2 separate regions of the Homo sapiens genome follow, and region 2 is linked to region 1. Evidence: chromatin contacts called from ENCODE Hi-C or POLR2A ChIA-PET data. All regions are on one chromosome and are shown on one strand. The core of a region is the stretch at or near the end of the contact, and the rest is flanking DNA. Distances in the headings are between cores, read along the strand shown.

Region 1 (6,290 bases), core at 2,597-5,096:
CTCTATCTAGTTCCAAAATATTTCCATCACTCTACAGTAAAATTTTTTACCAGTAAGCGGTTTCTCCCCATTCCCTCCTCCCACCAACCCCTGCCAACCATTAGTCTACATTCTGTCTCTGTGGATTTATCTATTCTAATCATTTCATATTAACAGAATCATATAATATGTGATCTTTTGTGTCTGGCTTCTTTCATTTAGCATAATGTTTTCCAGGTTCATCCACATTGTAGCATGTATCAGAACTTCATTCCATTTATAGGTGAATAATATTCCATTGCACCACAATGTATTTATCTATTCATCTATTAATAGACAGTTGGGTTGTTTTATTTTTTGGCTCTTGTGACATGTGCTGCTATGAAAATGCATGTACATGTACTTGTTTGAGTACTTGTCTTCAATTCTTTGCATATATACCTAAGTGTGGAATTGCTAGGTTCTAGGGTAACTCTGTGTCTAATTTCTGAGAAACCACCAGACTATTTTACACAGTAGCTGAACCGTTTTACCTTCTCACCAGCAATATACAGGGTTTCAATTTCTCTATACCCTCGCCAACACAAGTTTTCCATTTTTAAAAACTATTATTATTATAAGTATCCCAGTCAGTGTGAAGTATATTCTTAGCTTCAGTACCTGTGTTCTGCCTATCTCAGGAAGATAGTTTTCCTGCTGATCTCTGGCCTTCCTTAAGTTAGATCACATGCAGCACATGGGCTACATGCAATAAGCCTAAGAGAAGAATACCCCTGTCCTGGTATCAGTCCAACCTGCTCCACCAGGGCCCCTCTTGTTGGTTCTGATATCCTGGACCCAGTACCATGTCCCCAGCATTCTGGTTCCCATGCTAGCTGATTTTTTCAGATAAAATCCTTGACTGCTTTAACCTGCAGTTTCTACTGTATCCTTTCAGACATGATAAATCTGATTTTGATACAGATAAAGCTTGATAATATATATTACAAGGCTAAGGAAGACTTTCAGGCTGCTGAAAGCTTCCCCTTGCATGGTGGTGACAGAGGAGAACCTCTGCAAAAGTAGCCTAGCTTTTATAGTTGGGTATAAGTGTCCTTGTTGGTGTATACAAAGAGATGTGTAAGCTGTTAACATAGGGAGAGTTTAATAAGGCCACTTCTCATCTTTTAAGACTCAGCTCAAGAATTACTTTCTCCATAAAGTTTCCCTGGACTCCAATAGGAAACTCCTCCCTAGTTTGTGCCCCCAGTTGAACTCTGGAAAGACTTACATAATAGCTATAACACTTACTATATTTGTTGACACTTTACTATATTTGTTGACATAGCTATCTCCATTTAGATAGAAGTACTGGAGAGCAGGGACCCTGCCGATTATGCTGGTACATAGAATGTGCTCAGTAAAGGTTAGTGAATGACTGGAAGGCCATTGCTCAATACAGAGACTACGCCTTACATAAAGAGTAGAACCATTCACTGTGTCGTTATTCAAAACCTACCAATGAAGGTGAGTAAAATGTGTCCTAGAACCCTCCACTCCCCCAAAAAAAAGGTGGCAAAGGAAGTGGAAACATTAGTCTTCTCCCAGGTTGCTCTGTTTCATACTTTCAAAAAGTATGGATCCACTTGTATTGAGACATCAACTTGCACATTAGCCAAGCCATATTCACAGACAGGGAAATGTTATATGGCCTCTGACCTTGCCTGCCAGCTGCTTCTCTGGACTGTTTCCTGGTTCAATAGCATTCTTCTGCTGGCACCCTAAATCGAGGCCAGCCATTCCCAAAGGGCAGGAAGTGGGCCCTAAGATCCTGTTTGGTTGAAAATAGTTTTCCAAGAAATCTCACTACTTTTTGCTCCCCCTTGGTTAACTTAGAATTAGAAAAAGGATTACAGGCTGGCCGTTCCTACCACATAGATCTGTAGAGACTGAACAACCTAATTCTCTCAACTAGACCCTGGCTGAAGAGACCACCCTTTCTTAGGCCTGAGTGTGTCTACTGCTTCAGTGAAAACCCACTTAGTCCTCCTTGGTCATTCAATAATACAAAGATGTTCATTAATCAGTTCATGCACTCTACATGTCTACAATAACCCACTGTCATTATATATATATAAACCTGCTGATATGCTATTGAAATGAAATATAGAAGTAGGTAACAGGTAAAAAGCTTTCAGCCCATAGGGGGTTACTTCTATCCCTGAGCATACTTTTCATATTTTAGCTTTTGTACTCTTGCTCAGGTTGTTTACTCTGCCTAGAATGTCCTATTCTGCCACCTCCATAGAATAAAGCTCTATCCACCCTTAAAGGCAGAGGTAACATGTCACCTTGTCTATAGGATACCTTCACTAGCCCTCATCTGGGCCTCAGAAGTACTGTGTACCTCTACAGAACACTCATGTTGTCCCTTCAGGGCAGAACATGATTCATTCCAGGTCTTCCTACAGGGTCCAGCACAGCATTGGCACAATGCAGATATTTCCTTAAAGTATTTAATGAATGCATGTTGCTACGTGTCTGGACTAAAATGTAAGACTCTTTCATACCTTAATACCAGTGGAAATAGTATAGGTGCTATCTTGCAGGTGTGCCTAGGAGACCCAGAGCCTTAGCCTTAGCCTATCCACTACAACAGCTTTGGTTTCCATGGCACAGCAGTAGCCCTTCTCAACACAAGACTCACAGAGAGGAGGCCCAAAGAGCACTGTATCCAGAGCCTTCAGCTGCAGCTTCTGCCGATGACTCCGGTCTGTCATCTTCAGCACAGTCCCTGTCATGGTGGTGTTGGTGACAGCCAGCCTGTTGAGGCAAAGAGTAGCAGATCAGTTCCCTCCCAGTAAAGCCAGGAAGGATCCTGGTAGGATTACCCGCCTCCCCCAGGAACACTTCTAGCTCTTGGTGATTGCTCCCCTCTGCACTCTAGAACACAGAGTCTATACCAGTTGGGTCTCAACAGGGTATATGGAGAGACACATAACATTTACCAAGAATTTGTTCAGCCCTCTCCCCATATCCACCAACTTCTAAGCACCCTATCCTCTAAGGATTACCTGTCTGTGACCATTCCCACACCCAACTAAATTTTCTGTTGTGCTTCTCCTTCCAGGGTTTATCCTCTACATATTTTCCCCACCTCCTACCATTTATAAATGCATTTCCTGTGCAGCCCAGGTCAAACTGTCATGTCATATGACCCAGTGATTCTGGGATTTATGAATTATCCTAATCTAAACTCACTGTCATTATATATAAACCTGCTAATGTGCTATTGAAATGAAATATAGAAAAGGAAAAAAAATTTTAATTAACCACTGATGACAAAAATGGAATTAGTCCTGTTAGCTTGTATTTGAGTCACTGCAATACAAGTTACCTCCAATAAAATTACTGTAATTTTTTATGACCTCCACCCATACTGTCAGTGATAACTTTAATAAGAGAAAGCCTGTGAACAAGAAAATGACCTAGGAAAAATGGAACTTTGTTTCTCTTCTGCTGGAACACAGTGGATATAAGAGGAGGGGGGTAAAAGATATGAAAGGTTGAAAACCACTGGTCTAGGTCCCACAAGTAAGCACTTAATTCTATACTACTCTATAAGATTGGTGCTCTTTTCTGATGCATAGCTTTATTTCTCCAGCTAGAAAAGAAGCTTCTGACATCACAGTGTGATTTATACTCCTGTCTGAGCATACAGGAACAGCTACTTCCTTCTCTGGCCTTGGAAAGCAATCAAGCCCACCAGTAAGAGACGCAGTGAGGCACTGTGATGGGGTGTGGGAGTGGTTAGGAGATCTGGCTTCTCATTTCAGCTCTACTAGTGACTCATTTGTCTGATCATAAGTTGCTTTGTTCCTCCCCGAGGACCTCAGTTTCCTACTGTGCAAACTTATGTAAAATCAGATGCTTCCTACAAGCCTGGGAGTTCTTGGGGTTCCTCTTTGAAACACTTGTGCTGCAGTTCGTCTGACTAATGAGAATAAACATTGTCGTCTTTTCTACAGTCTATTTCTCAAAGAAACCTATGAACTGGAATGCTATCTACTTGTAAGCAATGAAAGAAATGAGAAAGGAGCTAACACTGACTAAGCAACTACTGTGTGTCTGCTACTGTTCTGATACTTTACATACAATACCTCATTCAGTCCTCACAACAACCTTAAGAACTCAGTTCCATTATTAGTGTCACTTTCTTTTTTTTTTTTTTTTTGAGACGGAGTCTCGCTCTGTCGCTTAGGCTGGAGTGCAGTGGCGCGATCTCAGCTCACTGCAAGCTCCACCTCCCGGGTTCACGCCATTCTCCTGCCTCAGCCTCCCGAGTAGCTGGGACTACAGGCACCTGCCACCACGCCTGGCTAATTTTTTGTATTTTTAGTAGAGACGGGGTTTCACCATGTTAGCCAGGATAGTCTCGATCACCTGACCTCGTGATCCACCCACCTTGGCCTCCCAAAGTGCTGGGATTACAGGTGTGAGCCACTGCACCCGGCCTAGTGCGACTTTCTAGATAAGAAAATGGAGACTTAGAGTTGAGTAACTTGCCCAAAGTCACACACAAGTAAGTGGCAAAGCCAGAGAATGAACTCAAATCTGCTAGATTATTCTCATTATACCATGTGAGCTAGTGATGGGCCTAGAACCACCCTCACTTCACCCCAAGCACTGAAGGCCCCATGCTTCCTGCTGTCACTAAGGTGCCACAGCTTGACATCCCCTACACCTGTGCCCAGCCTGGCTGGACCTGGTCTTGGCTGTAATTCTAGCCACAAAAAAGCTAAGTGAACCAGTGACCTGAGAACTGACTTCTTATCCTATGCTTTGCAGTTTTAATCCAAGCCAAAGATATCCTTCCCATGAGGAAAATGGTCCAGGGATCCACAAGGCAATATTGCTATTTCTATGGGTAGCAAGAAAGAAACCTAAATCCTGGATCTTAGTGGTCAGTCATCTACTTTTCCATTAAACATGGAGTTCCTCAAGTCAGGGGTCAGGTCTAATACATCTCTTTGTCCTCTGGGCCCACCAGAGAGTATGGCACATGGTAGGTGCTTAGTGAAGTTTTGTAAAATAGAACTAAACTGAATATTGAAAGGAAGCCTATCTTTAACCACATGGCACAAGAGGAAGATGCAGTGAAAAAAAGCAGGGCATTTAGAACAAGACAGACCTGGGTTCAAATCCCAGCTCTGCCACTTACCAGCTTGGATAAATTATAAAATATTTGAGATTCAGTTTGTTCACCCAAAGGTTGGGATACTCTTCCTCCCAGAGTTGTGAGAATCAACTGAAATAATATGTAGGAAAGCACTCTATAAAGGGAGGTACAAACATTAAGATTATTACTCTCTCCAGAGCAGAGAGAAGCTGTGAAGAAGAGGCTGCAGGCAGCAGAGGAGGGAACAGCCAGCTCAGCTAGGCCTGGACAGCAGTGCTCAGTAGCTCTGTGGCTGGAGACTGCAAAGTGTGGGCATTCCAACAGCTTCACCTTCCCCTTTCCCCTTTGCTGAAGCTCAAAACCAGATGCACCTACATAATAAGATGACAGATTATACATAATCAGCACTTACCAGATAGTAAGCCCTTTGAGGGCAAGGACAGCTTGTTGTCATCTTTATCCCTAGCACCCAGCACAAGTGCTTGGCACAGAGCAGGTACCCAGTAAATATTTGTTGGATGAATAAGTAAATGGATTAATGACTGAATGGCATATGGCACTAGTTTGACATGACAAGAAGTCCAAGCAGTACTCCATCCCCTTCCCACTCCCAGCCCAAGCCCTAGCATATTCAGCGTGTAAAGTAGGCAAAGAGTTATGAAACAACAGCTGTTGGAGCCATCCCAGAGATGAGGCTGGGGCCAATGGCAATCAGCCTCTCCTCTGTACCATTTTTATTATAAATAAGCTGTATATGGATAACCCAGGGGAGGCTAAAAGAGCCCTGAGGCTCCCGGGTGATAAAAGAGGCAGCTGCTCAGGGCACAGGAAAAAAAGAAAAAAGAAACACCAACAGGGTTTGATGTACACCAAGATTCAAATCTCAGTTTTGCCCCTAACTAGTCATGTTTGTGACCTTGGATAAGTTACTTAACCAGTTTCATCATCTATATACAATAATACCCACCTTACAGGACTGATGTAAGAATTAAATGAGATACTGTATACAGTGTTGAGTAGAATGCCTGGCATGTACTAAGCACTCAGTAAATGGCAGCTATCAGTACTATTCCCAGGACTGACAGGAATATTAAAGAAGAGAGTGGATACAAAGCGCCCATCATACTTTATAGCAAGTGCACAACAGATGTGA
Region 2 (6,290 bases), core at 2,303-4,802, 230 kb after region 1:
AGGATTTGACCTTAGTTTGTCTGGCGCCAGAGTTTATGTGCTTTCTACCACATTATACTGCCTCTTTGCTTGGCCTCAGGGCCTTTCATTGTGTGTCTTTCTGATGACCGTCTTGATGGGACTTTGGGATAGTGTCAGGTTAAGGGAACAGGAGCCGGTTTCCCTTTGTGTGCCCCCATCTTTTCTTCCCAATAGGCAGAGGCCTCCCTAACCAAGAATGTCCCCTTTCATCTGTCCACAGGTCACTGCAGCCAGAGGGGTCCAGAAGAGAGAGGAGGCACTGCCTCCACTACAGCAACTGCACCCACGATGCAGAGCATCAAGTGCGTGGTGGTGGGTGATGGGGCTGTGGGCAAGACGTGCCTGCTCATCTGCTACACAACTAACGCTTTCCCCAAAGAGTACATCCCCACCGTGTTCGACAATTACAGCGCGCAGAGCGCAGTTGACGGGCGCACAGTGAACCTGAACCTGTGGGACACTGCGGGCCAGGAGGAGTATGACCGCCTCCGTACACTCTCCTACCCTCAGACCAACGTTTTCGTCATCTGTTTCTCCATTGCCAGTCCGCCGTCCTATGAGAACGTGCGGCACAAGTGGCATCCAGAGGTGTGCCACCACTGCCCTGATGTGCCCATCCTGCTGGTGGGCACCAAGAAGGACCTGAGAGCCCAGCCTGACACCCTACGGCGCCTCAAGGAGCAGGGCCAGGCGCCCATCACACCGCAGCAGGGCCAGGCACTGGCCAAGCAGATCCACGCTGTGCGCTACCTCGAATGCTCAGCCCTGCAACAGGATGGTGTCAAGGAAGTGTTCGCCGAGGCTGTCCGGGCTGTGCTCAACCCCACGCCGATCAAGCGTGGGCGGTCCTGCATCCTCTTGTGACCCTGGCACTTGGCTTGGAGGCTGCCCCTGCCCTCCCCCCACCAGTTGTGCCTTGGTGCCTTGTCCGCCTCAGCTGTGCCTTAAGGACTAATTCTGGCACCCCTTTCCAGGGGGTTCCCTGAATGCCTTTTTCTCTGAGTGCCTTTTTCTCCTTAAGGAGGCCTGCAGAGAAAGGGGCTTTGGGCTCTGCCCCCCTCTGCTTGGGAACACTGGGTATTCTCATGAGCTCATCCAAGCCAAGGTTGGACCCCTCCCCAAGAGGCCAACCCAGTGCCCCCTCCCATTTTCCGCTACTGACCAGTTCATCCAGCTTTCCACACAGTTGTTGCTGCCTATTGTGGTGCCGCCTCAGGTTAGGGGCTCTCAGCCATCTCTAACCTCTGCCCTCGCTGCTCTTGGAATTGCGCCCCCAAGATGCTCTCTCCCTTCTCCAATGAGGGAGCCACAGAATCCTGAGAAGGTGAATGTGCCCTAACCTGCTCCTCTGTGCCTAGGCCTTACGCATTTGCTGACTGACTCAGCCCCCATGCTTCTGGGGACCTTTCCTACCCCCATCAGCATCAATAAAACCTCCTGTCTCCAGTGGCCCCGGCTCCTCCCTGTGTGCTGGGCATTAGCGGGTGGGCATGGGCTAGGGCTCCCCAGAGACTGGGAGCCTTTTGTTTCTTCTAGTAGACAATAGGCTTCATTGTGGTCCCCTCACCCCTCAATTTCCCTAACAAAGCTCTAGGCTCCCTTGGAGGGGGCAGTCTTGCTCTGGGGCCCAGTCACAGATGCTGTAGTGGACTCAGACACAAAACCTGAGGAAAGACTTCTTGATCTTAGGGCTCAGAAAGGGAGAGGTTCAGAGCCATTAGTCTAAAGGCAGATGCTCCCACAGTCATGCATGTGACAGCTGTACCTCACATCCCCAAGAGGACAGCTTTAACAACAAGAGTTGGAATTTGAACCCAGGTCTCTGTCTCAACTGAAGACTTCCAGGTACCCTAGCTTGCAGTCCTAGAATCATTACAGATAGCTCACTCACTCCTGCTCACCAAAATAAAGGCTTAGACCAGCTTTAGGAGACTCCAGACCTAAGGGGGACTGGGGGGTTCTGCTAGGAATCATACCCTGCCGTGGACTTACTCCCTCCCCATTCTTGAGCCTGTTTCTCTCCCAGTTCCTATCAAACAAGATGAGCCCCAAGACTAGCAAGCCTAGGCAACTGTTGGCCCAAAAAAAAAATTTATTTTCCTTTCAAATAAAATGTACAACCAAAATTTAGGGTTTGGAGCAGTAGGGAAGACAGGAGATACCAGGGAGCCCATTTTACAGTAGAGATCTGCATCTGACCCCTCTATCCCATACCTTTGCAAAGGAGGGGAGGGGTCTACAAGCCAGAACTTTCAGAAGAGAAGAAAATACATGCTGTGCTGGTGCTGTTTCTGGAGCAGGTCATCCTTTAGGTATAGAACACCACCTCCACCCGATGACATCAGAACCACTGACTGGTAGAGTCCTTGGAAATCATACAGTCCACCCATCCCCCGCCAGACACATGGACACACCGAGGCTCAGATGGGGAAGGGTACATACCCTAGGGCACACACCAAATCAAAAAGGTGAAGTCAGGACTAGAACACCTGAGCAACTTTAGCAGGGGACTGTGGCCACAGGCCTGGATGTGCACAGTAGATCATGAAATACATTAGTCCTATGAATGACCCCCGTGCAGAGAAATGGCTGTGGTTGTCAGGGAGCAGCCACTGCTCAGGGGCTCCTGACCTCAGTGAAAGGTGACTGTGTAAAGGCCAGAAACTGGATGGTGGTCATGAACCTCAGGACGTTTTTTTTTTTAGCACCAAATGGTGGAGCTCTCTGCCAGCTCAGCTTCTTGGGGCCTCTCAGGTAAAGGTGATGTTTGAGGACCCCACGCCCATATGAGGGGTGGAGAGGAGAAGCCAGCAGCACTGGGGTGAGCCTTGGCCTACACCCTTCCTTCTTACCCTTCCCCCATCTTCAGTAAGGCCAAGAGAGGATGTGGGGTGGGGAAGGCCAGAATGGTATCGTGTTTCTTGTTTCTGGGCAGTGGGCTGCGTCCTCCCAAGCAGGACTGAAGGGTTCAGAATCGCTTTTCCTCAGGCTGAGAGGTTATGAGCAGCTCCTTGTTCCCGAAGTCCCACCAGGCCGTCATGTGGAACGCCATGTTGGTTAAGACAACAGTGTACTCCAGGATGGCAAAGATGGTGTACACTGTTGTGAGGACACAAGGAACAGGACATGGTGAACTTCCAGCTACCCGCTCAGAGGCCTCTTGATAAATCACACCACCATTGGTCTGCCACAGAGAACACAATGGCAGCCAGTCCCCAAGACCATTGCCCATTATCAAAAACATCATTGCTGCCCCGCAGCCACTCATGACCGCCTGTGGATCCTATCCTGGCCTCACCTCCAGCCTCACAATACATGTTGTGCCGAAAGTAGACAGCCAGCGCCGAGAAGAAGGAGATGAAGTTGATGATGAAGAGCCGCTGTTTCCAGCTGTAGGACTTGCGATCCTAGGGAATGGGCTGTCTGATCACTCTGCAGCTTGCTGGGTATGAGAGCGTGGGCTCCCCTCTCAGCCCTAACTCCTAAGGGCTGGGCCTTATCTCCCTTGGCTCCCACTAGCGGTCATGGAAGGGAGCACAGGCAGGGGCAGCAAGAATGACGACTATGTGTTCACGTCCCTGCCTCTGGGGGAGTGATGGGCCGAGGAGCAGTGGTATTCCTGCCGCTTCCACTTCAGGGGGATGGAGTATGAAAGTTACATGGAGTCACCCACCAACCCCACCTCCAAATACTGTGGGGGAAAAGAAACCCATGTACATGGGTGGGGCGCTGGAATTATGACAGACCAGTCCTCTGACACTGTTCCTAACTCACTGCCGCCTAGATGCGACTCCTCATTCTATCCCCATTTGCAGCCTCCATCTCTTCTATTCTCCAGTCTCCCACACTACCCAAACACAGTGCTATAGTCCTAGATTCTGACCAACCACCCTCAGTTTGTTCCCAAGCCCCAGCCCCAACCCCAGCACCCCTCTGCCAGGGTTCCCATTAGAACTCAGTTCCCACCTCACCATTACCCGAATCCTGAGGACAGATGTCCTTGATTTTCTTCTGGGCTGCCTTGGAGCCCCCGCTAGGGATAGACCGTACCTCCTGACTTACTGTGTGCTTCTTGGTCAACCGCCAGAGAATGCAGGTGAGGAGCATGTGCCCGAGGGATGAGGCAATGAACACAATGAAAGCATTTTCGTGGATGGCTGGAGGGAAAGAGGATTGGGAGCCACATTGCAGGGAGTGCCCACACCACGAAGTAGGAAGGTCCGAATGTGGTAGGGGCAGGCCCGTCCCCTCAGGGAACACTTCCCCACTCCTCCCTCATCCAGGCACCCACTGAAGTCCTCGGAGGAGGAGACATAAGTGAGCACTAGCAACGCGAGGTTCTCCACGACATTGAGGCCGAAGTTGAGGCGGCAGAGCGGGCGATAGCAGGAACACGGGGAGGTGCAGCTGAGGTAGTGGTTCCAGTAGGCGAAGGCCACCAAGAAGCGAGGCGCCGAGTGCAGGCCGATGCAGAAACGCCACACGTAGCGCTGGGGCACCTCCCCGCCGATGGCTGAGCTCACCGAGGGCAGGTAATTGGGCACCTAGAGAGTTGTGACCTGTCTGGGCATCTGCCTCTGCCAGCCCCGCCCATGTGGAGAACCTTCTCTCCATCTGACAAAATCACTCTTGCCTCTGCTCCAGCCCCTCCCCTTCCAAGAAGTCCTCCTTCAGATGTCCCCATACCTCTCCCAAAAGACCTCTCCTTCCAGGTCCTAGGCCCAAAGTGCTGGATTCTCATTCCCCAGCTATCCTGGGATTTGTGCAGCAGCATGGTGGCACCTTCTCCATCTCCCCCGCAGACTGGAACCTGCCTGTGTTTGGTCAATGTGTAGATGGGTTCAGATGCTCTACACCCATAGCTCAGAGCTGTGCCTCCACTAAGACCCTGGGTGAGTTCCAAGGCCTCAGATTCAGTCCAGAGGACAGGGATGAGTCACAGACCATCTGAGCTTCCTTAGAACAGTGCTGGATTCACTGCTCAGCTAAGATGTTCCTCAGTCTGCTCCCAGCGCCACTCACTCCTCTAGGCAGGTGTGCCAAGGTGGTAGAATGGCACCCCTGCTCTGATCATGATTAACAAAGTGGGTGGGCTGGGCACGATGGCTCACATCTGTAATCCCAGCACTTTGGGAGGCCGAGGTGGGTGGATCACCCGAGGTCAGGAGTTAAAGACCAGCCTGGCCAACATGGCAAAACTCTGTCCCTACTTAAAAAAAAAAAATTAGCCAGGCGTGGTGGCCAGCGCCCGTAGTCCCAGCTACTCAGGAGGCTGATCAGAAGAACTGTGTGAACCTGGGAAGCGGAGCTTGCAGTGAGCCGAGATTGTGCCACTGCACTCCAGCTTGGGCAACAGAGTGAGACTCTGTCTCAAAAAAAAAAAAAAAAAAAAAAAAAAAAAAGAAAAGAAAAAAGAAAGTGGGTGCTCCTAACCTGGGGTAGTCTAAGGAAATGACCATGTTCTTGTGCATCTCCACCATCCATCTTAATGCCTGGAACTCCTATTGAAGCTTCAGTCCTTAAGGAAAAAGGAGAAGATAATACACAGCTGCAGGGACTGGTGTCTTGCTTGTTTGAGAGGTGAAAGGATGGGGGATGACTGAACAAGGGTTTAGATGGGGACAGGAAAGCCAAAGATGGGAAGAGGCTCTCTTAGACTCCAGGGCCTAGAGCAGTGCTTCACAAACTTTAATTACCCATACAACTCACTGGGGGAATTGTTTGAAAATGCAGAAGGCTTGGAACCTGAGGATCTGCATTTTTTAATTTTTTAATTTTGTTTTCCCCCTTTTTGAGACAGGGTCTCACTCTGTCGCCTAGGCTGGAGTGCAATAGCATGATCATGACTCACTGCAGCCTTGACCTCCTGGGCTCAGGTGATCCTCTCACTTCAGCCTCCTGAGTAGCAGGCTAATTTTTGTAGAGACAGGGTTTCGTCATGTGTCCCATGCTGGTCTCAAACTCCTGGGTTTAAGCTATCCATCTGCCTTGGCCTCCCAAAGTGCTGGCACTACAGGCATGAGCCACCTCGCTTGGCCAGAATCTGCTTTTTTTTCTCTTTTTGAGACGGAGTCTCACACTGTCGCCTAGGCTGGAGTGCAGTGGCGCGATCTTGGCTCACTGCAAGCTCCGCCTCCCGGGTTCACGCCATTCTCCTGCCTCAGCCTCCCGAGTAGCTGGGACTACAGGCGCCCGTCACCACGCCCGGCTAATTTTTTGTATTTTTAGTAGAGACGGGGTTTCACCGTGTTAGCCAGGATGGTCTCAAT

Evidence for each region. Hi-C counts contacts between places; a loop is a spot of excess contacts on that map. ChIA-PET counts read pairs that join two places held with the same protein, here RNA polymerase II (POLR2A). Pooled maps may share reads with other maps.
Region 2: a pooled map shows a loop between it and region 1 (2.7-fold over the local background). The contact joins two enhancer-like sites. A Hi-C loop is called at or near these places in 1 of 168 maps with a recorded cell type or tissue (CD4-positive, alpha-beta T cell) and 4 of 50 pooled maps. POLR2A ChIA-PET finds 5 or more read pairs at or near these places in 8 of 52 experiments (A673, AG04449, H1 and 5 more).

Annotation. Positions count from the first base shown.
Region 1 is chr11:4,055,772-4,062,061 of GRCh38, reverse strand. STIM1 (stromal interaction molecule 1) reads right to left here. Exons shown (of 13, transcript NM_001382567.1): 5 at 2,666-2,781. Among named protein-coding and RNA genes, the nearest start is that of RRM1, 36 kb to the left of the region's middle. Within about 2 kb of position 3,846, at least 11 of the 41 ENCODE cell types and tissues checked have a DNase peak (open chromatin) inside an H3K27ac peak, as active enhancers do.
Region 2 is chr11:3,822,158-3,828,447 of GRCh38, reverse strand. It overlaps PGAP2 (post-GPI attachment to proteins 2), which reads right to left. Exons shown (of 7, transcript NM_014489.4): 4 at 4,313-4,565; 5 at 4,072-4,178; 6 at 3,320-3,428; 7 at 2,077-3,120. The coding sequence ends at 2,990. It overlaps RHOG (ras homolog family member G), which reads left to right. Exons shown (of 2, transcript NM_001665.4): 2 at 242-1,470. The coding sequence starts at 310. The coding sequence ends at 885. Among named protein-coding and RNA genes, the nearest start is that of RHOG, 16 kb to the left of the region's middle. Within about 2 kb of position 3,552, at least 7 of the 41 ENCODE cell types and tissues checked have a DNase peak (open chromatin) inside an H3K27ac peak, as active enhancers do.